Regions from separate parts of the Mus musculus genome. Here all the other regions are linked to region 2. A link is a loop called in an ENCODE intact Hi-C map of the cell type or tissue named here. Cell type or tissue: left cerebral cortex. All regions are shown on one strand. Region 1 has its middle 220 kb from the start of A230004M16Rik. Region 2 overlaps A230004M16Rik (a long non-coding RNA gene). Region 3 has its middle 55 kb from the start of A230004M16Rik.

The links. A loop is a pair of places that touch in the nucleus more often than their neighbours do. Peaks named below come from ENCODE experiments on the same cell type or tissue, not always from the same donor. Only the 100,000 strongest peaks of a DNase experiment are listed, where the experiment ranks them.
Region 1: it touches region 2 in a loop (27-fold over the local background); 2 of 42 quality-filtered maps call a loop at or near these places.
Region 3: it touches region 2 in a loop (9-fold over the local background); 2 of 42 quality-filtered maps call a loop at or near these places.

Annotation. Positions count from the first base shown.
Region 1 is chr11:41,486,894-41,494,893 of GRCm38, reverse strand. No RefSeq gene overlaps it. Among named protein-coding and RNA genes, the nearest start is that of A230004M16Rik, 220 kb to the left of the region's middle. In left cerebral cortex, no CTCF peak of the experiment used is centred here; DNase peaks (open chromatin) are centred at 1,139, 1,419, 2,696 and 3,437; H3K27ac peaks cover 3,316 bases.
Region 2 is chr11:41,814,810-41,822,809 of GRCm38, reverse strand. The region is part of intron 3 of A230004M16Rik (a long non-coding RNA gene); the gene reads right to left. Among named protein-coding and RNA genes, the nearest start is that of A230004M16Rik, 110 kb to the right of the region's middle. In left cerebral cortex, no CTCF peak of the experiment used is centred here; DNase peaks (open chromatin) are centred at 4,568 and 6,895; H3K27ac peaks cover 1,042 bases.
Region 3 is chr11:41,651,729-41,659,728 of GRCm38, reverse strand. No RefSeq gene overlaps it. Among named protein-coding and RNA genes, the nearest start is that of A230004M16Rik, 55 kb to the left of the region's middle. In left cerebral cortex, no CTCF peak of the experiment used is centred here; DNase peaks (open chromatin) are centred at 4,335 and 6,952; H3K27ac peaks cover 1,189 bases.

The sequences.
Region 1 (8,000 bases), 330 kb after region 2:
AATTTTAGTAAAATGATTTCTCAGGAAATTACCTTAGTGGTTTTAAAAAGCTCACATATTCAAATGAGCATGCCCAAATATTAATCTAGGTAGGAAAGGCATTATAAACATGGGAATTCTAAGTGAGCAGTATTTCTTAGGAAAAAGTTTTTGTGGGTGTGTAAGAATGTGGTTCATTGTATTGAATTGTCATTGTTTAAAAATAAAATCCTATGACACCTGACCACATTTATTCAAGAGGCTAGGTTTCTATGGTCTCTCAAAGCCTTTTTTATTGGATGTTGACAAGAAGATAAATGAGCATCTGTTCTTGCCAACTGAAATCATTATCTTTTCAGTTTATCTCCAGAAGATTAACTATAGTTTCAGAAAATTAATCACTTTGTCCAATCCAAAAATCTACACATTACCTAGAACGCTTGATCAGCACAATTTATTTTCATGATTAATTGGAAAAGGGTCAAAAAAAGTCTTTAATGCAAATTTCTGTATAATGGTTTATTTAAAAACAAGCACTTAGTCTGGTGTGTGTGCCATGGGAATTAAATTTACTGCCATGTCATTTTTTCTTTTTTTAGAAAGAAGCAAATATCATACATTAAAACTAGTGTGCAAGAGAAAGCTCCGTAAACAAGCCTCTTCAACAAAGTCAAAACTAGCAGGTCAACAGCTCACTGTAGGTGAAAGTTTCAAGGATTTTTAAACTCTTTTGTCATCTTAAGTGTAAGAATTTCTCTCAATTATACACATACTTACACATAGAAACACACATACACCATATATGTACTGCTTCTTAAAATACCACTCATGTGTACAATGATTTTTGACTATCTCCTCACTCCTACTCTCCAATTCCTACTGGATCGCTAGTGTTTCCATCCTAATTTCTTACTATATACATATACATATATGCATACGCATACATATATCCACATACACACATGCGTTTTTTCCAACTGAGGCCAAAATGAGTGTTACCCAAATGTGTACAGATGGGAAGTTTTCCAATGGAGCACATTCAGTCAACTGGCCTCACCCTTGAGGAAAACCCAGTCTTCCTCTTCCAGAAACTAGCTCCTCAGCCAGTGTTCTTGAAAGCCTCCCTTATCCTTCCTGGAGTGTTGACAGGTTTGATTTTGTGTAGTTCTTTTGCAGGCAACCACAGCTGCTGTGGATTCCTGTACTCTCTAGCCCATGTCTAGAAGACATTTTGTAGCATTCCTCCCTGTCCTCTGACTCTACAACTTTTCTGCTGACCTCCATAATCATCTTTGATATATGCTGATATATTCCCAGATTCTCATCCCTCCTTTGCTTAAGGAGCAAGTGTTCTCAGGCCTCTTACGTCAATTTACTTCTTCCACGCAACAGCTCTCTGCAAGAGTCGGCGTGCCAGAAGTTCCCAACAATCCTAATTGCAAAGCTCAGTAATCAGGGCCAGATGCCTGCAAACCGTTTTTAAAAGTCTCACACGCCTTCTTTTTAACTCTAAACTCGAGTTCTTGTTGTAGTCTTAGAAAGTCTGTGCTTGTTCTCAGGATTTATGAATTCTCCCAAATCTGCCTGTTCCTTTGGGATTCTCCCCAGTCAGGCAGAATGCTGATTCTAAGACTAGTGAACTGAAGGTATATGAGCGAAGGATAATGGTATTTTAGGAGGAAAGGGTTTTACTGAAGAAAGAGTCATAAATAAGTAAATAACCTGATAATTTTCGAGACAAAAGGAAACTAAATTGGAAAAAGTGACCTATCCTGTGCAAATATTCTGGAGTTCAGCGGTAGTAGTGTTGTACAAACTTGCTGTACTAATGAGGACCCTTACTCTAGTCCCAGGTCTTAGAAGAGCCATAATGTATGAAATATATTCCCATTTATGATGGCTCTTCTATAGAAATTACATCACCATGGTTTGCCAAAACCACTCCAAATAACCAATTCTTACCTCAACACAATGGGTATAAAAGCCCTTTCATCTCTCATCTTCACATGAATAAATGTGTTTCCTCTGATAAAGAATCACAAACCTCTTTTAAAATTAAGTCTAAATACACTCCCATAGATGACTGTGCACTGATCATAATAATATTATGGACTTCATTCCCTTATAATACCAACTACCAACAGGACAGGTAATGGGAATTGTTCGATGTAGAGGAATTGAACAATTTTTACTGTTGCACCAATACACTGACTTTAAGCAATCTCCCTTTTAAAATGCCTTTCGAGAATCATGTATATATGCAGCTCTACACTTTTCTCTCCCCACAAGGGATTATAAATTTCTCAGTGTTTAGCAGCTAGTAAGAGCATGCTTCTAACTGAGTATCTCTCTGAAAATATATCCCTGTGGACTGTCAATAATAGCATCAACCATCCACGGTTTAAACAAAAACACTAGTGTAGTACTTAGGATTTCCTCGCAGAGTGACCAAGAAAACAGTTTGCTTATATTTGTAAAAGTGAAAATCAACTTGCCTCTTCCTAAACTGCCCTGTGTCTTTGTTGCAAAGCAACAACATTGTGCTGACTCTCAATGACCTACTCCATGCATCGAGACCTGTTTATTTTTGTCCTCTGTGTCTTAATTTATTAAAATAAATGTTGTCTTTTCTCAGTGTGAGCGAAAATAAACGATGGCTCATATTGTGCGTGGGTTCTTCCTCATGACAGTCCAGACTGCTAACAGATTGTTAATATGTTACCAGCTCTATTATAAGATCCTCAAAGATGCCACTTGTGAAGTCAAATTCTCCATGTGAAGCAGTACTGCTCAGCAATGCATAGAGATTGAGACACCCATATGTTTCCTGAGTACAGGTGTCTGCACAGGTGTAAGAGACACAGATATATGGGCATGCTCCAGTCGCTTCTGCAAAGATATGCTGCTTACCTAGCTGTGGTCACTCTGGGAAGCAAAACTACCTGAAATTGTACAGGGGCATTTCTGTTTTCTGACTAACATCTACATATATTAAAATGGAAGGTGTTCTAAATACAGACATTTCTGGAAATGAGGAATCTTAAGAAAAATGAACAATGGCTGGATTGAATGAAATGAAATATAGTTTTGGTGCCTCCTAAAGACATTGATAAAAAACCTTTAACCTCAGGAGACTCACAAAGCCTCAAGATGTGGTGTTATTCAAAATTTTAATGCATTATTCATGGTGAATCTGCTAAATTATACATAAATACACCCCTTCCTTTATAAACTGAACTCTGACATTCCATTGACATTATAAAGAAGATTTGAGTTTTTGCTAGGACCATGGGAGAACCTATCAAGAATATCGATCCCATATTCACAGGCTATGCTGTACAAGGACAGGCCAGAAACCTTCCAGGGGATTGAGTTCTGGCAGGATGAACATCATCTGTTCTGTTTCCCAAAGCTGCTTGTTATTTCAAGGAAAATATTCTGTTGCAGGTTGTCATGGTTGCCGCCCTCGATCCTTAGAGATGTAGTGTCAGTGAGGTTCTGCCACTATTTTATGCAGACCCAGATGGATTCCACACAAACAAATCTTACTGAGTGCATACTTGCTAGCCACTGTGAAAAAATATTTTATATGCACAAATTTGTAACAAGGTTAAACATTTTCACTTTATTGTGCATTATGAAGTACTCTTCACAGCATAAAGGAGAATAAGTGTCTTTGAAAGTATCTCTAGCATATATATGTTATTAGTATTAGCTATATATCTTTAGATAGTCAAGATAATTCCTCTAATATTAACAGCACATCATGACTCAAAGTGGGCTCACAAGTATCCTTGGCCAGGATGGCTTTCTTGATTAATCCCTGATGTTTCTGGTGACTGCTTCTTATCCCACTTGTGGATGCTGAACTTGTTTGTTCATTGTGTCCTTTTTTTGAGACAAGGTCTCACTATGCAGCCCTAGCTTGCCTGGAACACACTGTATAGACCAAGCTCTACCTCCTGAGTGCTGAGATTAAAAGTATATTCCACCACACCTGAGACACCTGGTTGTATGTTTTTATTTTTATATCTTTAATTTAGACTCCTCTAGCTCCACCCATATCCCCTCTCATTTGGTTCCAACCCCGTCTCGTGTCTGCTTAGAAAGTAAACAGGCTTCTAAAGGAAAATAATAAATTAAACTAGAATATAATAAGGTAAAACAAAGAGGAACACACTGGAATAGGACAAAAGAAACAGAAAGAAAAGAACCTAAGAAATAAGTCACAAGAAACAAGTCACAGGGACTGACTTGGTCACTCACTCATTAATCCCATAAAAACACAAAAGCAAAAGCCATAATAGAAAAGCAAAAAACTTATAGGGTAAAGAGAGAGAGAGAGAGAGAGAGAGAGAGAGAGAGAGAGAGAGAGGGAGAGAGAGAGAAAGAGAGAGAGGAGAAAGCATATATATAATATACATATATAGACACACACACATATATATATACACATATCTGTATGTATCTGTATATACTTTCTATACATACATATATACATACATATGTATACATAGTATTTTTCAAAACTGTCCAATATGACTTTATGTGACAAGAAACCTCCAAAATTCCTCTGAGTTTGTTTCTGTTGAGCATCTACTACTGGACATGTAGCCTACTCTGAAGAATAGTTTATATTCCCAGTGAAACTCTCTTGGAGAAAACAAAATTTTTACTTGCTAGTAGTTATCAATTGGAGATAGCTTCTGGGCAAATGATGAGGACATGTGTCCAATTCTTTCAATTCTAAGACCTCTGGTTCAGACCTGCTCAGGGCCTATTCATGCTGCCCCAATCTCTATGAATTCATCAGTCTTGTTGACTGGAGGACATTGATTCCATGGTGTCTTCCATCTTCTCCTTTATATTCTTTCTGCCACATCTTCAGCAGAGTTCCCTGAGCCTTGAACGAAGAGAGAATTGATGATCACATTTAGGGTTGAGTGTTCAGAGATCTCTTCATCTCTGCATACTACCTGTATGTCAGTCCCTATATTTATTTCCTTCTGCCTCGTGAGGATATTTCTAATGATAATGACTGAGCAGAAACTGATTCATGAGCATAGCAGAATATCATTAGGAACTGTCTTACTGCCACATTCTTTCACTAAACTAGTATTAGTTGGTTTTACCCTTGGTCTCTGGGGTATCTAATATCAGGTTCTGGGTCATCCAAGCTGCCAAGCTGATATGGTTCCTTTTCATGATGTAAGCTTTAAGCAAAATCATATATTGGTTGGTTTTGTGCCACCGTTGTAATAGCATATACCTTGTAGTCAGGGTGCCAGTGTAGACTGAAGGTTTTATAGCTGATTGTTGTTCACCTTTCTCTTTCAGTGGCATGGAAAGCACATTCCTCTACCAAGGGAATTTTCACTAAGGGTGAAAATTGTCTGTAGACACAAGTTTGACTTCTCCAAATTTAATGAGTTATGTAGGTATTGTCTTCAGCAACAGATCTTTGCCTTCAGTCTGTGCAAAACAACCTATTTTCTTGCCAAGATTTGAATTTTCATAAGACCTCTTTGGTTAACAAACCAAAAAGATTTAACACAATCCCAGAACAATTATCTTCATTTGGTGAAAAGATATGCCCAGTTGTGACTCTGTCTCTCCAATTATTTGGTGATTTCTTTTAGAAATTCTTCACATATGTATATAGTTTATGAAGTGCCTATTGTACTAGGTATTCATACTACCACTCAAAGGGTTCTTAATTTTAGCTGTCCCTCTGTATTTCCTCCCTGCATCCTCTTCTCCAGTTGATTCTATCTTTCTACCTCCCTTCTAAACACACACACACACACACACACACACACACACACACACACACACACATGCATACATACATGCACATACACACAAACAGCACATTCATCCATAACTATCTTTCTGCTCTATTTAGCGTCCCTAGAAAAATCTGTCTGTTTTTTCTATTCCCTTACCTAGGTATATATACCTATACCTGAACTCTGGTTCTACAGACTGTAGTTTGGATATCAATGAATTAATACCCACATCTAACTAAATATGTACCTTATTTGTCTTTCTGAGTCTGGATTACATACTCAGGATAATTTTTTCTTGTTCCATTCTTTTCCCTGTAAATTTTATAATTTCACTTTTAATGGCTCAAAGGTTACTGTTTAGTGAGTAGTACAAGATGTCTTCATTTATTTTTTAAATGTTAGTAGTTACTGCTATGATCTTGCCTCATACAATCACCTTCATTGTGTCTCATAGATTTTGATATTTTGTGTATTCATTTTCATTCACTCTAAAAGTCTCTTATTTGCTTTTTTTGTTTTTCTTTCTTTCTTTCTTTTTTAATCTTGACTCTTTTTCATTCAGAATGATTTGTTCAGTTTCATAGAGCCTGCAGGATGTCTGTTGGTTTTGTTGTTGACGATTTACAGTTTTAATCTGTGGTGGTAAGATAGAATACAAGGTGTTATTTAAAGTTTCTTGTATATCTGGTTATATGGTCAATTTTTGACAATGTTCCATGAAGTGCTAAGAAGAAGGTACATTCTTTCCTGTTTGACTGAAATGTTCTCTAAGTAAGGGTTAGATTCATTTGATGTAGAGATGTATTTTTTTTGATTCAACAGAAGGATGAAACCAGCTTCTGCATTCTTCCTGTTTCCCTGTGTCTTTTTGAGGAGTTGAAACCAGTGATATTGACAGATATCAATGAACAGTGTTTATTGATTCCTGTTATTGTACTTTGAGTGGTGTGTGTGCATGCTTCCAATTTGATTATGTATTTCTTGTGTTTTCATGGATGTGGTTAAACGTTTTAGCTTGAGAGCTACCTTCTAGTGCCTTCTGTAGATGGGTATTGCTTAAACTTAGTTTTATCAAGAAATATCTTATATTCCCATTGTCTTAGGGTTTCCATTCTTGTGAAGAGATACCATGACCAAAGCAACTCTTATATGAAGTACATTTAATTTGGGCTAGCTTATAGGCTCAGAAGTGCAATCAATTATCATGTAAGAAGGAAGCATGCCGGTGTCGTGGCAGGCATGGTACTGGAGAAGGAGCTGAGAGTTCTACATGCTGTTCTGAAAACAAGCAGAAGAAGATTGTTTCAAAGGCAGCCAGGAGAAGGATCTCTTTGGCACAGGGTAGAGCCTAAGCATAGGACCTCAAATTCCACCTACACAGTGGCAAACTTCCTCTAACAAGGCCATACCTATTCCAAAAAGGCCACATCACCTAATGGTGCCATTTTCCATGAGCCAAGCTTATTTAAACCTCCATACCCATTAATATGATTAAAGGTTTTCTTAGGTATAGTATATTGGTGTGGGATTGGTAGTTCTTTATAGTGTGGACAAAAATCTGAGCTGGTCTTTCTGACATTTACAGGCTCCATTGAGAAGTCAGGTGTTATTCTGATAGGTGTGTCTTTCTTGTTATTTGGCCTTCTTCCTTTGTAGCTTTTAATATTCTTTCTTTATTCTGTACACTTAGTGTTATGTTCAGAGGGGATTTTATTTTCTGGTCTAGACTACTTGGTGTTTTGTGTGCTTTTTGTAGATGATAGGCAGCTACTATGTGAGGTTAGGTAAATTTTCTTCTATGGTGTGTTGGAAGTATTTTCTATGCCTTTGAACTAGGTTATTTTCTCCTTCCTCTATTCCTATTATCCTTAGATCTTGTCTTTTCAAAGTGTCCCATATATTGTGGGTGTTTTTTATAAGAATTATTTTATATTTAGCAATTTTTTTTCTTCTACTCCCCCCAACCCCCACCGAGATATCCATTTCTACTATTGTGCCTTCAATGCCTGAGATTTTCTCTTACATTTCTTGTATTCTGTTGGTGAGACTGAGGCTTGTCTCTAAAGTTCATGTTTTATTCTTAAACCTTTCATTTCCAGATTTCCTTCAGTGTGGATATTCTTTATTGATACTATTTCTGCTTTCCAGTCTCCATTATTTTATTTATTTCCTTCTGATGTTTGTGTTTCCATATATTTCTTTAAGGGACTTATTCATTTACTCTTAAGGACC
Region 2 (8,000 bases):
CCCACCAGTTTTTGCCTCTGTATCTCACAGTAACTTTTCCAGATGTGCTGCTCCCAGGGTGAATATTGGAGGCTAATATTTTCTTCACAAATTGATAATGTCTTCATTTAAAAGGAACACAAACTTTCTGGTCTGTTGACACTTTAGGGTTTTCATCTCCTTTTATGGTGATGGTTTGCAAAAAAAAAAAAAAAAATGGCTCCCATAAGCCCATAGAGAGTGGAACAATTACAAAATTTAGCCTTATTTGTTGGAGTAGATGTGGTCTTTCTGGGGGAAGTGTGTCACCATGGGCATGTACTTTGAGGTCTCAGATCAAGATGTAGAAATCTCAGCTCCTTTTAAAGCATTATGCTTGCCTGCATCCTGTCATGATTTTAGCCATGATAAAACAGACTAAACCTATGAACTGTAAGCCAGCCCAAATAAATATTTTCCTTTATAAGAATTACTATAGTGATGGTGTTACTTCATAGCAATAGAAACACTAAGTAACATGTTTACATAAAATTCTAATGACCTATTTAAATGTGTCTTTTGCATGTGTCTTTTGCATGTGTCTACCTGCCATACTAGGATCTCATGAATCCCATAATGGCCTCTATCTTGTTATGTTGATGATAATGACCTTGAAATTATGACTTTCTAACTCCATTTCTGCCATCTGGGTTAACAGACAGACACTGCTTGATTTATGTGGTGTTGAGGTTCAAACTCAGGACTTCATCCATTTTGTAGAAACATTCTGCCAGTGTAGCTATAACCCCTGTAAACCCCAGCCCCATTTCCACATGTATCTTATCTCAGCTAAATTCTTAAGACCAACTGGAGACACTAAAACCATTAAGGGGTTTGGTTTGCTTAATTTGATTTGTTTGTGTGTTTACTTTTCTCCTCTTAGTATATTGAATTGAGTTGTGTGTATATATTTAAACTATCAAGTTCATTCCCATTAGAGAATATATTAAAGTTTTTTATTCTTTGAACAGTAACTAATATGGAGATTCCCACTGCCCAGTGGGAAAAAACTGTATTTTAGATATAAAATAAATATGTTCAACCCCAACCAACTTACAGAGCTTCATGTGGTATTGACATGGCCGCTGTTTTTTAAGATAGTTACACTCATAGATATAGTTACTAGTCTGGATTTACCCACTTTTAAAAATCAAAAAGTAAAAAGTCGTTGTAATGTAGTTTGCTCTGACACAGATAAGGGGACATGCTTAAGAAGTCATGCATAAGAGCCCTTAAATCAATCAAGAGGTGGGTACCTAAAGGATATTAGCAAGCACCACAATAGTGATTTCTATGACAAAGTCACCAGGTAGGCTAAGGAAGCAGATACAACACTGGTAATATTCAGATTCCTAAGAGCAATTCCCAAGGGTCTGGCCCATGCCTCATGTGTGATTAGAATAGGTGGGTATTAACTGAGTATAAAAGCTGAGTAAGGTAGGTGCTTCTAAGTGTCTGCTATGGGCTCTAGATTGGCATTAAACAGCTCCCTCTTGGAGGACTTGCTTACCCTGTGTACAAACTACCCTCCTATCTCCATTTCTGACATCTGGGAACTGAAAAATAAATATGAGGCCAGTCCCCACACAACTAACAAAACCCAAGTTGGAAACCAACATGCAAGAATTTAAAGAGAGGGAAGATAAGACTGGAACACTTATACCTACTTAAAAAAATATTTTCAATACAAAAATATTAGAGTTAGTAATGATTGAAATGATGTAAATGGAAAATAGAAGGGGCAAGCACTCCAGTAGTGAGACACAGAAGAGCTTCCAAGTCTTCCTTCTTCCCAGTCTCACAACAAAGGGGATGGACACAGTGAATGAACTTAGATTCAGGAACATTGTTTCTTAGTAGCAGCTTTCTGAGCTTTGCTGGATTCTGAGTTAGCTTTTCCTGATGTTTCCTAGGCTATTTAATGCTGTCCTTTCCAGAAAAAGATGAGAGATATAGGAAGCTGTACTGAAATAATGTTTTCCCCAAGTTTACGTAAGTAAGAACTAGCCTTGGAGTCACCGGGGGAGCTGATGGACGCTAAAGCAGTAACTGATAATTACCATACACACACTTATACCTGTATATATGTGTATGCCACAAAAACTATTTTTATATAAAGAAAGAACTTATTAATTATTATAATTATTAACATGCATTAATAGATTAAATCAATGGTAGTCACAAATATGTCATTCATGTTACAAAAGTACGATGAATATTCTTATATGCTTGGTAAATGAAGTATAAGAATTAGATTATATGGTTGCTAAAACTAAAAATATCTTTCAATAATTATGGTTAAAACCCATCATAAAACATTTTGTCATCTTAATAAAGTACTGCCAAAGAAATTTGAATTCTTATTGATGGTCAAATACCTGATAAAGTCTACATGATATCATTACAAACTTGTCCTTGGATTAGTCTTCCTAAAAAAAAGGTTGTGAATTTATATTTTTGGTTATGAGGCTAGCCTTTAATAGCTGAGTCATCTCTTAGCCATAGGATTCATAGGTATGGGACTCCTTTATCCTTCTACCTCTATGAACATTTTGTCTATCCAGCCTAAGGTCTGTGAATTTAACTGAAAATGTCTTATTCTTTAAATACTTGTGCCAGTTGCTGTTGTTGTGACTTTTCTCGTGTTTTAATAAAAATATATATATGTAGTAACAGTAATATCTACCTATTAAAATATGATTTTTAGAAAATTTGATAAGATATATTTTCTAATCCTTATATCCTGTCTCTTTATCATTGAGGAGAAATGGTGAAACAGAATCTTTGCTCCTGAAGCAGAAGAGAACATGGTGAATTTAATATGTAATTTTCCCAAGATCTTATTATGTAATGAATGACGCTGGGTGCACCTAGATTTGGAACGGGAAGATTCCTATAACTTTCTACCTCTGTGAACATTTTTATCCTCTGATAAACTGTGGAAATATCTATTTAATGAAAGTTTAATTGAATTGTAGCTCAGAAATATCCATTTCAGTGTTTAGAATGTAACAAGTGAACATCCATTAAATCTCTGTGATTATTCTTGTCACAGGATGCTATACTCCCTTGCTAGTCCATATCAAACTTGATTTTGATATATTTTTTGGCAATGCTCATTTGAATTGCTTTTAATATGTCTCTAATAGCCATCACCATAGAGGGATCTGCATGTGTAAATTCCTAGCATTATTGGCACAAACTTTTCTTCTATAATTTTCAAAGGAAAAGAGACTCCTGTTGAAGAGACGTGCAAATTAGCATACAGCTCTCAAGCTCCACAACTCAGCAGACAGAGTTTCTAAGACCAGAGTTGTTCATGGAGAATGAAGAAAACCATAGCTTAATGAGCTCCAGTGGAAGATGAAATGTCAGTTGGTGCAGCTACTAACCCAGGGGACTTGTGTTCTCTACTTCTCATCAGAGAATCTCTTAGCTCAATGTTCATGAGAAGAAGAGTCTTGCTGATGCTGACTTTCATATGCCAACTGGAAAGTGACTGCTGAGAATTGGAGCATGTGGTGCAATACTGGTTCGATTTTCTTTTGCAAAGTAAGCAAAGCCTTTCACTATTAGGATGAGGATATTGCGGCTTTTCTCCTCCTCATGGGCTTCCTCATCCTGCTGAAACAGTCACTCAGATTGCATGTAAGTCCAGGTACGTCCATCTACATCCAATTATGCACCTTCTCATAATAATGCTTGCGTGTATTTCTATTATCAAAATCAGTCCAGTGCCCGGTCAGCACTCAGATGGGTGGTGGTACCTGACCTCAAGATGTCTTGCTTGTCTGTGCTGTAATGACTGAGACATCTTCTATGCCCCCTTCCAAATCTTGAAGCAACTTTAAAGTCCTTTAGTTTACAAAACACAATGAATTGAGCTATAAACCGTGGATCACTTGATTATAGTTCCAGAAATTGTACGGTTTTCCTGCCTCTACATTTTGTGTTTGGCTGATCTTCCCAAACTGCCTTCTCCATGATTTTTCAAGCATTTTAACCATAAGGATGTTTAGATGCTTTCCCCAAAGCCATCCCCTCAGCGAGCAGCAGAATCTCCTGACTCCTAGTTTAGTACATTATGGCGCTGCCTCCCATTGTTGAATTGTAATGAGATCTATTTTAATGAATATGTTAATGTGTTACTGTTGGTCTCAGCCTGACCTTGTATATGTTTGTCTTTTACACTCTGTTTCTATTTAAACTATAAGCTCTTGGGAGGCAGAAAAGATGCCAATTTATCCAGCCCCCTGCCTTTTATGTCTGGAAACTCAACAAACACTATTCAGTGATAATAATGATGATAGAGGAAGCATAATACTCTCTTTTCTCTCTGGGGGGATATGTGCTTGCTTAAATTTGCTTTTGGAGTTCTCTGGTTATTATAAAGATAGGTCCTTCAAGTTTCTTCTAAAGGCCAGAAAATGGAAGCAACAATTTTTATCAACAACTTTTCTCACCGGAATTCTGAATTTTCCCCAGATTTGCAAAGGGAAGCATAAGTGTGAAACCCAGAGATAGTGTGGATTGGAGCTGTCATTTTATATTTGTTTTCCAGGACACCGCTGAGCATAGCAATATAAATGGCAAATGCCACATTGCATTTTTCAGGAGAGCAGGTGGCACTTGAGGCAAGGGAATTGGAAGGATGTAGAATATATAGGAGAGAAAAACAACAATACAGGGATGAGAGCTAAGGAGGCAGTTGAATACCATACCTCTCACATTCCCTACAGAAAAATGGAAATTCTGCAACATGGAGTTAAGTAAGAGTAGCCACATTTTCACAGGCTACTTAACGCAATTTGAAAATGCACAGTATGGCAACTGGGTTCTTGAACCCAATCACTTGGAATCCATCCTCATATCAAAATATTATACCTAAAAATATATATGACTTTGTTATGAAGCTTGAATGAAATTGCATGCAAATTTCTTCAAAAGTGCCTTTTCCATAATAGGTTCTTAAACTACTTTATTTGTTGTTATGCTTTTCTGAAGATATTGTCCTAGCTTCAAACAGAGCAAACAGAATATTACATTAGCTAAAGCACTGATCTTCAGGACATCCCTCTTAAGGGTGAGCTGTTAGATGTGGAAGCCCCAGAAGTGCTTTTTGTGGGTCGCTTGTTTTATAATAATATCTATTTAAGGATTGAAACATTGGGGAATTACCAATATGTACTATAAGATTAGGAGATAATCAGAAATTGACACATATAATTGTCAAACCATTTACACCATTACCATATGGTAATATTAGCTACTGATAACTTAAGGGACACCAACAGATTAGAGCAGGTAAAAAATAAAGGTGTGGCATAACTAGCTGTATATGAGCCATTATATTTCTGGTGGGTTTACATACTATTGAAAATAGCATTAACCACCCCCATAAAGAACACATATATAATTCTAAAGGTATGATAGTTAACAACATTAAGTGTTAGGCAAGGCGAGAAAGAGCAGGATTAGAGTAAATAAAAGAGGTAGTGATGCCAAGTTCAAGTGAAAACATCTGAAACTTACAGGGAATAAAACGTAAAGTTATCTCAAATACTATTTGTAATTTTAGGAAGGGTCTATAAGACAAAAATTTATCTAATTTGATAAATAGAAAGGTGGAATTGCTGAGGAGTGATGAAGTCACAGCTAAATATTTATGGGAGCTAATAAGTATATGTTACATCCATACTCTTCAAAGCTACAGGGCATGCATTATGTTAGTATTCATTATGGCTACAGAGTGAGTATTCAAATCTAGAACAGGAGAGAGCAGAGGATCTACAGAGCAGAGCTTAAGTAAACCCCTAATATAAGGCTTCCAGTTGCTCTTGACTATGGAGACGTAGAAAGTATGGCCTCCGCACATTCAAACACAGCAATGAACACAGTATACTGTCAGCAAAATATCCAGAAGATATACTTCACCTATGCTATATAATACAGATTCTTATTGAGGCTCTAGTACATAAGTACAACTGACTTGTACTTGGTTTGAGCCCGCAAAGATAAACCTGAGACCTTTCCCTCACAGCACAAAATCATACGGTTCAATTTTAGGAGCAATTCAAATCTCCAGAGCAACCAAAGTATCCTGTTCATCTATGAGAACACATAGTTGAAGATTATTTCTAGAAACTTCTAAAAAATGTTAAAACTATTTGGGAAAGATAAACTTTTTGTTTATGCTCAATATGTCAAGGTCCCTGTGACCTATAAGATGATTTTGAAGAGTGTAGATCACAGGTCAAAGGAGATAGCATTTTGATAGTCAGTGAAACATACAAACTAAAATCGATTTGGTACTTGGGTGGCAAAGAGTTTCTCAAATGAGAGATGAAACCCAGTATTCATGCTGTTATGTTACAGGCTGAATAAGTTGGGAAAAGACAGTGTTTGATCAAGAGGAAGATAGGACTAATTTCCAATTCCTACAAAGGCATATTAAGTGCTGTATATAGCTTTGGATATAGACTGTAAATACCTTTCCAGTGTGAACAGCCTACTCATGGGATCAACAAGTCCCCTCATTTGGATCTCACTGTCCTTCACTTGAATTTCCATTCCTGTGAACCTTGTCCCAAGCCTTGGCTTCATTAGAAAGGCAGATATGTTTCTTTCCTCTCCATGGGATGGAGTGACTCTGGGAGGGTTTCAGAGTAGCCATAGATATAACAGCAGAGCCTTCCTTTGTTTTTGTTGTCTCCTTTAGCTATATGTCAAAAGTAATTTAAATGTTTATCTGCTAAGCACACATTCGTGTTTATGCTTCCTTTCAACTAGGAAATGTCGCCTCAACTTAAATGTTTTAGAAATGTGCCTTAGCCAGAATCACTGTTACTTCCTCTCAAATTTAAATTCCTGCTGTAGTCTCCTCCATGACACCTCCCACAGTCTCTGTGGACCGCTTTCCTTCTGTTATTTTAGGGTTTTATTCTCCAGAGTCATATTTAGGTCAGGCACACTGGCCTCACTTACTAGGAAGTTCAGTTCATCTAGCAATGACTGCAGTTTATAGGAAGGCCACATCCTGAAACCATTGTATTAAGTACCCTTTGTGATGATGCATAGATTTAGCAATGCTCTGGTTTCCAGATCAAAGCTTTGAGGGTGGTGTATGTTTGTGGCTACTTGATGTCACGTTAATAACAGTCGAAAACAATGTATTTAGGAAGAGTAAAAAGTAGAAAGAGCAGAATCTTAAATCAAGGGAGGAATTTGTGACACTATTTACATGTGTAGTGACAGGCAGATCTCATAAACTTCCTTTAGGACTGCTTGCAAAGCAGACACGAATGCTTCCTGTTTGGTTCTAGGTATATCCAACCTGAGACGTGTGGACCACATGAGTCATCAGATTATTATGAATAAGATCCAACCAAGCATTATAAACTTACTTATGCATTATGGGTTTTTTCCATTTTTTTTTTCTTTTGTAATTCTGTTATATGACTCTCATATGTGAACTTTGTAGATGCTAATGTGTTGAAATGCCCAAAGCTTAGAAATAATGGAAAATATCTTGCCTGGGTTCTTACAGGTGGAAAACAAAAGGTTTCTGAGCACACTGAAGTAAACGATTGAAAGGCTCAAGAGCCAAATGACAGAGGCCAAAGCTCTAAGCGTCTCAAGGGTTCAGAAGGTTCTACCGCACAGATGTTGTTCTTAATCTCTGGCTTCTCTTCTCCTTCTTGACTCTTCTGCCATGGCTTCTACTTCCGTCTCCCTGGTCATTTCATTCTTCAATAGTACGGCTGATGAAGTCTAGGGTTCTATACCTGAAGCTGTGGTCTATTCGGCTCAGGCAGAAGTATTCCCAGCCAACATATCCACTTAACAGAAAGTGTAATGATGATTAATGAGCTCATTTCTCTCATAACTCAAAAGTGACGTTCTGGGGCAGTCTACATGGCTATGAGGAGACAAAAACCAAGATAATACGTGTGTTCCTAGCACCTTTAACTCAGCCCATCCCT
Region 3 (8,000 bases), 160 kb after region 2:
TTCATAACTGAGGAACCAGTTACACCAGGGATATGTGTGAATACATTGCTAAGCTATGCAGAACCTTGCAGGAACTGTGAAAATTAGGTGATGCTAGGACTATATGAGAAAAAAATAGACAGGCTGAAGAAAACATGTACAATATGCTGAAAAGTATATTACATGCTATAGGACATGAGTCCTGTATTTGAGTGTGTGTGTGTTTTCTGTTTCTATGATACCTTAAGAAAAATCATGGGTTGTTGTTGTTGTTGTTGTTGTTGTTGTTGTTGTTGTTTTGTAGAAAAGAACTTTATATCAGGTCACAATTCCATGTTATAGACTATCATTACTATTACTGTCTAGTGTTGATGCAGAAACTTTAAAACTCTACTCACATCACAGATATAGACACTAGCAGAGACAAATGACTGTATGAAAGTTCACTTGCCTGAGCTCAGCTGGATTTCTTCATATGCAGTAAAGAAACCCCTCCTTACCCAGGTAATGCTACCTTCTTCAGTGGGAGGGTCTTCTAAAATCAGTGTAAGTCACACAATTCCCTACAGACATGGCACAGACCAAGCCAATGTGAAAAACTTCTTCTTGAGACTTTCTTCTCTGGTGATTCTAGATGGCGTCAAACTGACCATTAGTGTTAACCACTACAATCTGTGCTCCCTCATACACGCTTGGAAGTGCATTGAGAGAGCTAGTAAGCTAAGATCAAAAGATGAAAATAGCAATAGTTTAGGACCAAGAAACAGACCGTGAGGGAGCTTTCTGCTTTGTTAACTTTCAATTTACATAAATTATGATTTGAACTAAATGTCTAGGGTAGTCACATAAAATAGATAACAAATGCTATCGTTATAAATCAATCATTCATGATCAATTGTGACACAGTGGTTCAGCAACTTATGCATGCTTTCACAGCTAATTTTTAAAAGTGATTTAAAATCTGATCATATTGTATGCTAATGTATGGGGGCTCATTCGAGGTGTATGAGTATCTATGAGAAAGACAATGCAGGTTCAGTAATGTTATGTTAAATTTCTTTCCTGGAAATTATATTACAAGAAGGATTTTTCTTTACTTTTAAAAAAATATTCCTTCTTTTTATTTAATCTTTATTTTTAAACTCCAGATTTTATTCCCTCCCGGTTCACCCTCCGACTGTTCCACATCGCATAACACCTCCCTGCCTTCCTCTCCTTACAAGGATGTTCCCACCCCACCAGACCTCTAAACTCCCTGGGGTCTCTAGTCTCTTGAGGGTTAGGTGCATCTTCTCTGACTGAACCCAGATCTGGCAGTCCTCTGCTGTATATATGTTGGGGGCCTCATATCAGTTGGTGTATGTTGGTGGTTCAATATCTGAGAGTTCTTAGTGGTCTAAGTTAATTGAGACTTGCAGGTTCTGCTATAGGGTCGCCCTCCTCCTCACCTTCTTCCAGCTATTTCCTGATTCAACCATAGGGGTCAGCAGCTTTTGTCCACTGTTTGGGTACAAATATTTGTATCTGACTCTTTCAGCTGCTTGTTGGTTCTTTCAGAGGGTAGTCATGATAGATCACATTTTGTAAGCACTCCATAGCCTCAGTAATAGTGTCAGGCCTTGGGACCTCCCCTTGAGCTGGATCTCATGTTGGGCCTGTTGCTTGACCTTCTTTTCCTCAGGCTCCTCTCTATTTCCATCCCTGGAGTTCTTCAGACAGGAACAGGTCTGGGTCAGAGTTTTGACTGTGGGATGGCAACCTTATTTTCACTTGATGCCCTGTCTTTCTGCTGTAGATGGGCTCTACAAGTTCCCTCTCCCCACTATAGTAACATCATAGGTTTTCTGTTATTCTAAGAAAATACGGGAGATAATTAACTTATAAAGAGTAAAGATTTACTTGTAACTCATGGCCTTAGAGCTTTCAGTCCAATATTGGACAGATCTGGGGAATCTTAAGCCAGCAGCCAGCAAGGCAATGGAATGCAGTAAAGAAATGGCTTACCCCCACCATGAATAGGAAATAAATAACAGAGAAGAAGGGGCTAGATGGAAATAACCTCCTTTAAGAGCAAAACCCAATGACCTACTGACCTCCAATATGCCTTTTCTCATAAATGCAGACTACCCCTAACATGCTTACTTTGGGGTACCATTCAATGATTTTTTAATCCTTTAGCATATGGACTGTTTGGAATGGTCAGCCCCAAAAGTAGGAGGTGAGTTCTATTTACCCATCTTCTTTGTGAGCATTTACAAATAGTGAAATCAAAAATGGAGAAAATGAGAGGTGACTCCAGTGAACCCTACATGAGAAAGGCAAAACATCAAAGTGTCCATTGCTCTGGGATTCATTGAACTTAGACCCTGCTAGACTAGGCTCTCTGTGCCAGGTATACATTGAGTCATCTGGAAGGTGGAATACTAGCCCAAAGCTATTTACCACATATCTTCATTCCCAGGTCCTTCAAAACTATCAAGGGCCTAAGCACAGTGTGCATGTGTATGTGTGTGTGTGTGCGTATGTGTATATTAAGGATGATTGTTTGCCTAAAGGTGGGGATAAGGTCTTTCGGATGAATTTGGAACCCCTTGATGCTGACCCTGATACCCTTCAGCAACAGTGCTCTGATATGTATTTCCAATGAATCATTTCTCTCTATGACTCCCAACCAGTTAGTTATGAGTATTATAGGCTTCTCAGGAATTTCAGTAAGAGCCTGTGTAGCCAGAGAGGAGGGGAATCTATATCAAGCTTGGGTAGTTTGATTCATGTCTGTGTACATAGAATGTAACCAACTTGTAGGAAAATCCTGTTTGTTTCAATATCCCTCTCCACCACGCAAAATTCTAAGCCAATGTGAATGTGGATGAACTGCTGTCAGCTACCATCAGGACCATTTAAATAAGGGAAAATAAGATCCCAAGGTCTCATAAGGATATATAAAAGGACACATTTCTTTTTGGCCTGAGACAAAACCGCAAAGAGTTTTTATTTTCCTTTATTTTTCTGTTTGTCACTAACTGATGAAAGGAGATCTCTACTCTGGGAATGGGTTAGCATGGAGAAAGAAAGTCAAGTTCAAGACAAGAAGATGAGCCCCCAAATATCACTTGTGTGAGACCCCTGGTTAACAAGGTGTGAGGCCCAGTGATACTTCCAGGTTATTTCATTATTATTTTACCCTATGTGTATGTGAGTTTTTCCTATATGTATGTCTGTGTACCGTATGTATGCCTGGTGCTTCTGGAGGCTAGAAGAGGTCATTGGATCCTGATGGAGTTCGAGTTTAAGATGGTTGTAATTCATGATGTGTGTTCTGGACATTGAACCTGAGTATTCTGGAAGAGTGATCAGTGCTCTTAACGGCTGAGTTATCTCTCTAGACCATGGTATAGTTTTAAATTTATACTATAGCTTTGAAAACCCTCCAGAGCCCAGGCCTATGCTCAATATCACCTCGTCTGAACCACTACAAATCGTTCAGCAGCAGTGCCACCTGCATACGGTAAGATGAAGGTAAACACATCTTACATGCATAAGAAAGAGAAGAAGGTAAAACTGCTCTCTGAAATACTTAATAACGAGTGTGGGATTAGCATCTCCATCATTTACTGAACAGTTATAAACAACCAGGACATCCCCGCTGATACATACACTTGCTAGCTACATATGAGCTGGGATAAAGAAGAGGCTACATTAAAAAGCCAAAGAATAATGCATTTGCAACTGTTTCTCAGGTAAGCAGTACCTACATCATGCCTTCTAGTCCTTTTATTGAAAGTACATTTTGAGATTATGTGCTAGATGTATGCATGACTCTTGCATGGAAGCAGTATTCTTTAAATCTGTCAACAAGGGCTGGATATTCCTGCTATTTTATTTGAGCCATGAATCTGATTTCACTTTTGTTTTTTAAAAATTTATTTTATGTTTTTAGATTTAGTGTGGGTGTGGGGCAGCTTCTCATGCAGGGAAAACTAGGAGCGAGCTTCCTTGAAGCAAGCATTGTAGGCATTTATGGGATGCCTGACATGTGTGCTAGAATCCAAATTTCAGTTCTCTGATAGCACAACTCTCTTAACTGTTTAATGATCTCTCCATCCCAAGGACCTTTTGATGAATATACATTTAGTGATTCCCCACATCAGCTAAAGTTAAGAATGAATAGTGCTGAGAAATTAAAAATCCAAAGTTCGACTCTGCATGACACAGAGTGTAAAACAGCATGGTGTAAGCATACACTGTAACTGTATTTATTGCATGAGCTAAGATGTATAAGAAGCACACCTTAGCTTATCCTGGCAGAAAGGCCAGAGTAGAACTTTTCTTACATCCAGTTCCCCAAATATATAACTCTACATACCCCTAGAACAGACTCTTCCAGTGAAACAGAAAGACATGTTTCCATCTGTTACTCAACTTGAGAACCCAGCAAGCTGTCTCATCCTTTCTACAATTCTTTCATCTCAGTGAAACTTTGTAATATGTCATTGGCTCAAGGAGACTCTCTTCTTTTTGCCTCAAATCTTCTGGATCTATCCTCAGAAAAGAATGAACTGATCTCAGTATACATTCTTTATAGATCATTTACCAAAAGCACATTTTGGGCTAAAAACCACACACTACTGGGGTAAGACTGATTAAAGGAAAACATAATGAAGATCATAAATCCTCTCCAACAATAGCATCAATAGGGTTGAAGCATCCAACTTCCCTATTTGTCAAGCTCAGCAGAAGATTTCTACATCAAATCATGACTCAAATTGTCTCTTCCCAGAATAAACACTGTTTTCTCCATGATAGGTCCTCGGTGGACCAGAACAGAATTACATTTGACATTCACTGGATTGCCATCACTGCTTAATCAGTTACTTTAAAGCATTTTTCATTTGTCATTATTGTTGCTAAATTATAAGCAAGCCAAAGTTCAACAATTATACACTTCTTTGGGCTTCCATCAAAATAAACCTAATAGGCCATGCCAATCATATTCCAGCCCAACAGTTTTCAAGTGTGTTGCATTCTCAGTAATAACTTCTTGGAAGTAGCAGACACATAATGCTAAGATAAATTTCTCTCGTTGTATATCAACAACTACAATGACCACATTTCACAACAGATAAGAATTCCATTTAATTTGTGATCCCCATCGCCACCCACTTAATGTAGAAAGAATTTAAGAAGGAATCCAGAAGTAAAGAAATGTTCTAGCTAAAACAAGAGATAATGTATTTTTTTTTTTGCTTTAGCTCTTGGAATAGTTTTGTTACATACAGCTCTCCCTCTCTTCTTTCAAATATTAGCTTGAAAATAGGTTGCGTTGTTTCACAATGAATTAAATATGGTAGAATTCTGATAATTTCATAAAATGTCAAAAACATTTTCTAAAGTAACAACTGGTAGCCAATGAAAACAGTTACATATTTCATTACATTGTTTAAAAATTCAAATATATACTGTGAACTTTCCTTCTGAAACATCTCTGAGCACCTTAAGGTAAAAATATCTAAGTAAGCAGAGGCTTGTCTAGTCTATGTTTTGTATATATTCCAAGGCATAAATTTCAAGTAAAGACTAAAAAATAAGATGCTTAATTTTTCTTATTAACTTCATATAATGAAACTTGAAGGATGCAACACTTACAAGATAATTAATAGTGATAACCTTAACAACTGACATTACCATGTTGATTGAAGAAAGGATGCTATGGGGCTGTCCACAAGATAGGAGTGCTTGCTGTTCTCAAAAAGAATCCAGATTCAGTTCCCAGGTATACAGTTACAGTTCACAATCATCCTAATGCCAGTTCCAGAGGATCCTGCTCTTTCTGCCATCTTCTACAGACACCAGGCATGTACCGGGTACAAGTATATACAAGTATGCAAAACACACATACATGTGAAATAAAATAATATATACTTTAAAAAAAATAACAAGATTGCATTAAATAACATACATTGAAAATGTAAAAATATTAATATAGTATATGCTATTTATATATTATATACGATATTGTATAACTTATGGTATACTGTAAAGTCCATGGTTTTAGTTAGTGGAATAATGCCAGCATTTTCTCGATATTTTGATACTTTATTTTCTGAAGCAATAATTGCATCATTCCAAGCCTTCTTTTTCCTACCACCAACCCTCCTCATGTACACCCTTTGCTCTCTCTCAAATTCATAGTCCCTGTTTCTTTAATTGTTAACAGAGCTGCTATGAATTAATATTTTATTGCAGCATTTTAAAAACTTGCTGAAGGCAAAAAATTACTTGGTTGATTCTCATGGGAATAAACATTCTGAATGTCTGTTTTCTTAGCTACAACAAAGAGAAAGAATGCTTTGTTTCATCATGACCTTAAAGGAACATAAACATATGTCTAATCTGAATTATATTTCTCTGTGAATCACTCCTCAGATATACAAAAATAATTGGTGTAGATTAAACACCTGGGCACTGGGCAGTCAAGGAAGAGGTTGGTTTGCTAAATACAGTAAAATTAATGAGAAGCAAGTTTAATCCTGAGCATCAGAAGTTAATATCCTCAGATAGAATTGAACGGGATGAGCTTTGGGGAAAGAAGGTTCCCATTAGATGTGAAAGAATTAATCGCATGAATAAAGTGGGGCACAGAAATGAGAGCTTAACAAAAAGCACATACACATTCCAAATTTGATAAGCTTGGTGAATTCAGTATTGCTAAACAGTCATTGATTTATGAAGTGGGTTCACTCACATGCCTGGATCAAATGAAACAAGACATGCACAGCATCTAGACTTATTCCTTCCAAGTAGGCAACTAGTGACAATATTAGGAAACTGGGCAAGCTTGTCACCCAAGCTGCCAGAAAGATTCCTATGGGCTCACTGAAGTCATCTGAATCCTCCTGCAGCTGAGGTTCCCCTAAAAGCAGCCCACATGAGTTTTAAACTAACTAGGGAAAAGCATGACACACTGGTCTAAAAATGGTGAAGGACACTAGCTGTAGGACAGACTGGAATAGAGCCTAAACTATTCCAGCCAGATCTTCCCTATTTCAGGATATTTCATTCCCAGCACATTTTACACTTATTTTTGAAAACTACAAGTAAGAAATTGGAAAGATTCGAGCCATCTAAGTACAGCCAGAGAACTGTCTTAAGTCAGCTTTCTTACACAGACATCCTTCTCAGCAAAGATGGACACATTCACAGGTCTGTAGACCTCCCCAGACTCAGGAACAGATTTTTCTCACCATGCCAATGGCAACTTCACTGAAGTAATCTCAGGGCAACATGACTATGCAAAATCCAGAATATATTTCATTAGCTGTGAGTGTAATAGGAAGATCATGTCTGTCCACAGCAGAGATCTGTCCTTGGATAACCACTAACCAGTCACATGACTACATAGGCAATCACAGAAATGGCACCACTGTCTAAGTGAAGTCCATAGGAACACTATAATCTCATTGGACTAGTTGGCCATCATTGGGAAGAGAGGCCCCTTGGTCTTGCAAACTTTATATGCCTCAGTACAGGGGAATGCCAGGGCCAAGAAGTGGGAGTGGGTGGGTAGGGGAGTGGGGGGGAGGGTATGGGGGACTTTTGGGATAGCATTTGAAATGTAAATTAAGAAAATACCTAATTAAAAAAACCTATGTTTCCCATCTTTAAAAATTCCTTCCAGCTACCTGATACTGTGACAGTCTACACATGGACAAACATAAACAAAGAATTAGTAACTTTTCAATGATATAAATAAAAATATCATATGTAGAAAGTACCTTCTCAATTTCTTTGTTAATCTGTAACATTCAAAGTCACTTATTATATGACCTGCTAATAGTCTTAAAGAAGATACTTACCACACCAAAATATGCCTTGCTTGAAAGGAAGATAGAGAATTTTCAACAATTTCTGCAAGAATTTCTGCAAGAGAATGTGTTTCTTGCAGAAAGTGAGTTTGTCTCATCATAAAAATGGTAATGTTCCTCTCACAATCTCAGTGCAGCCAGAGTATAGAATACAAT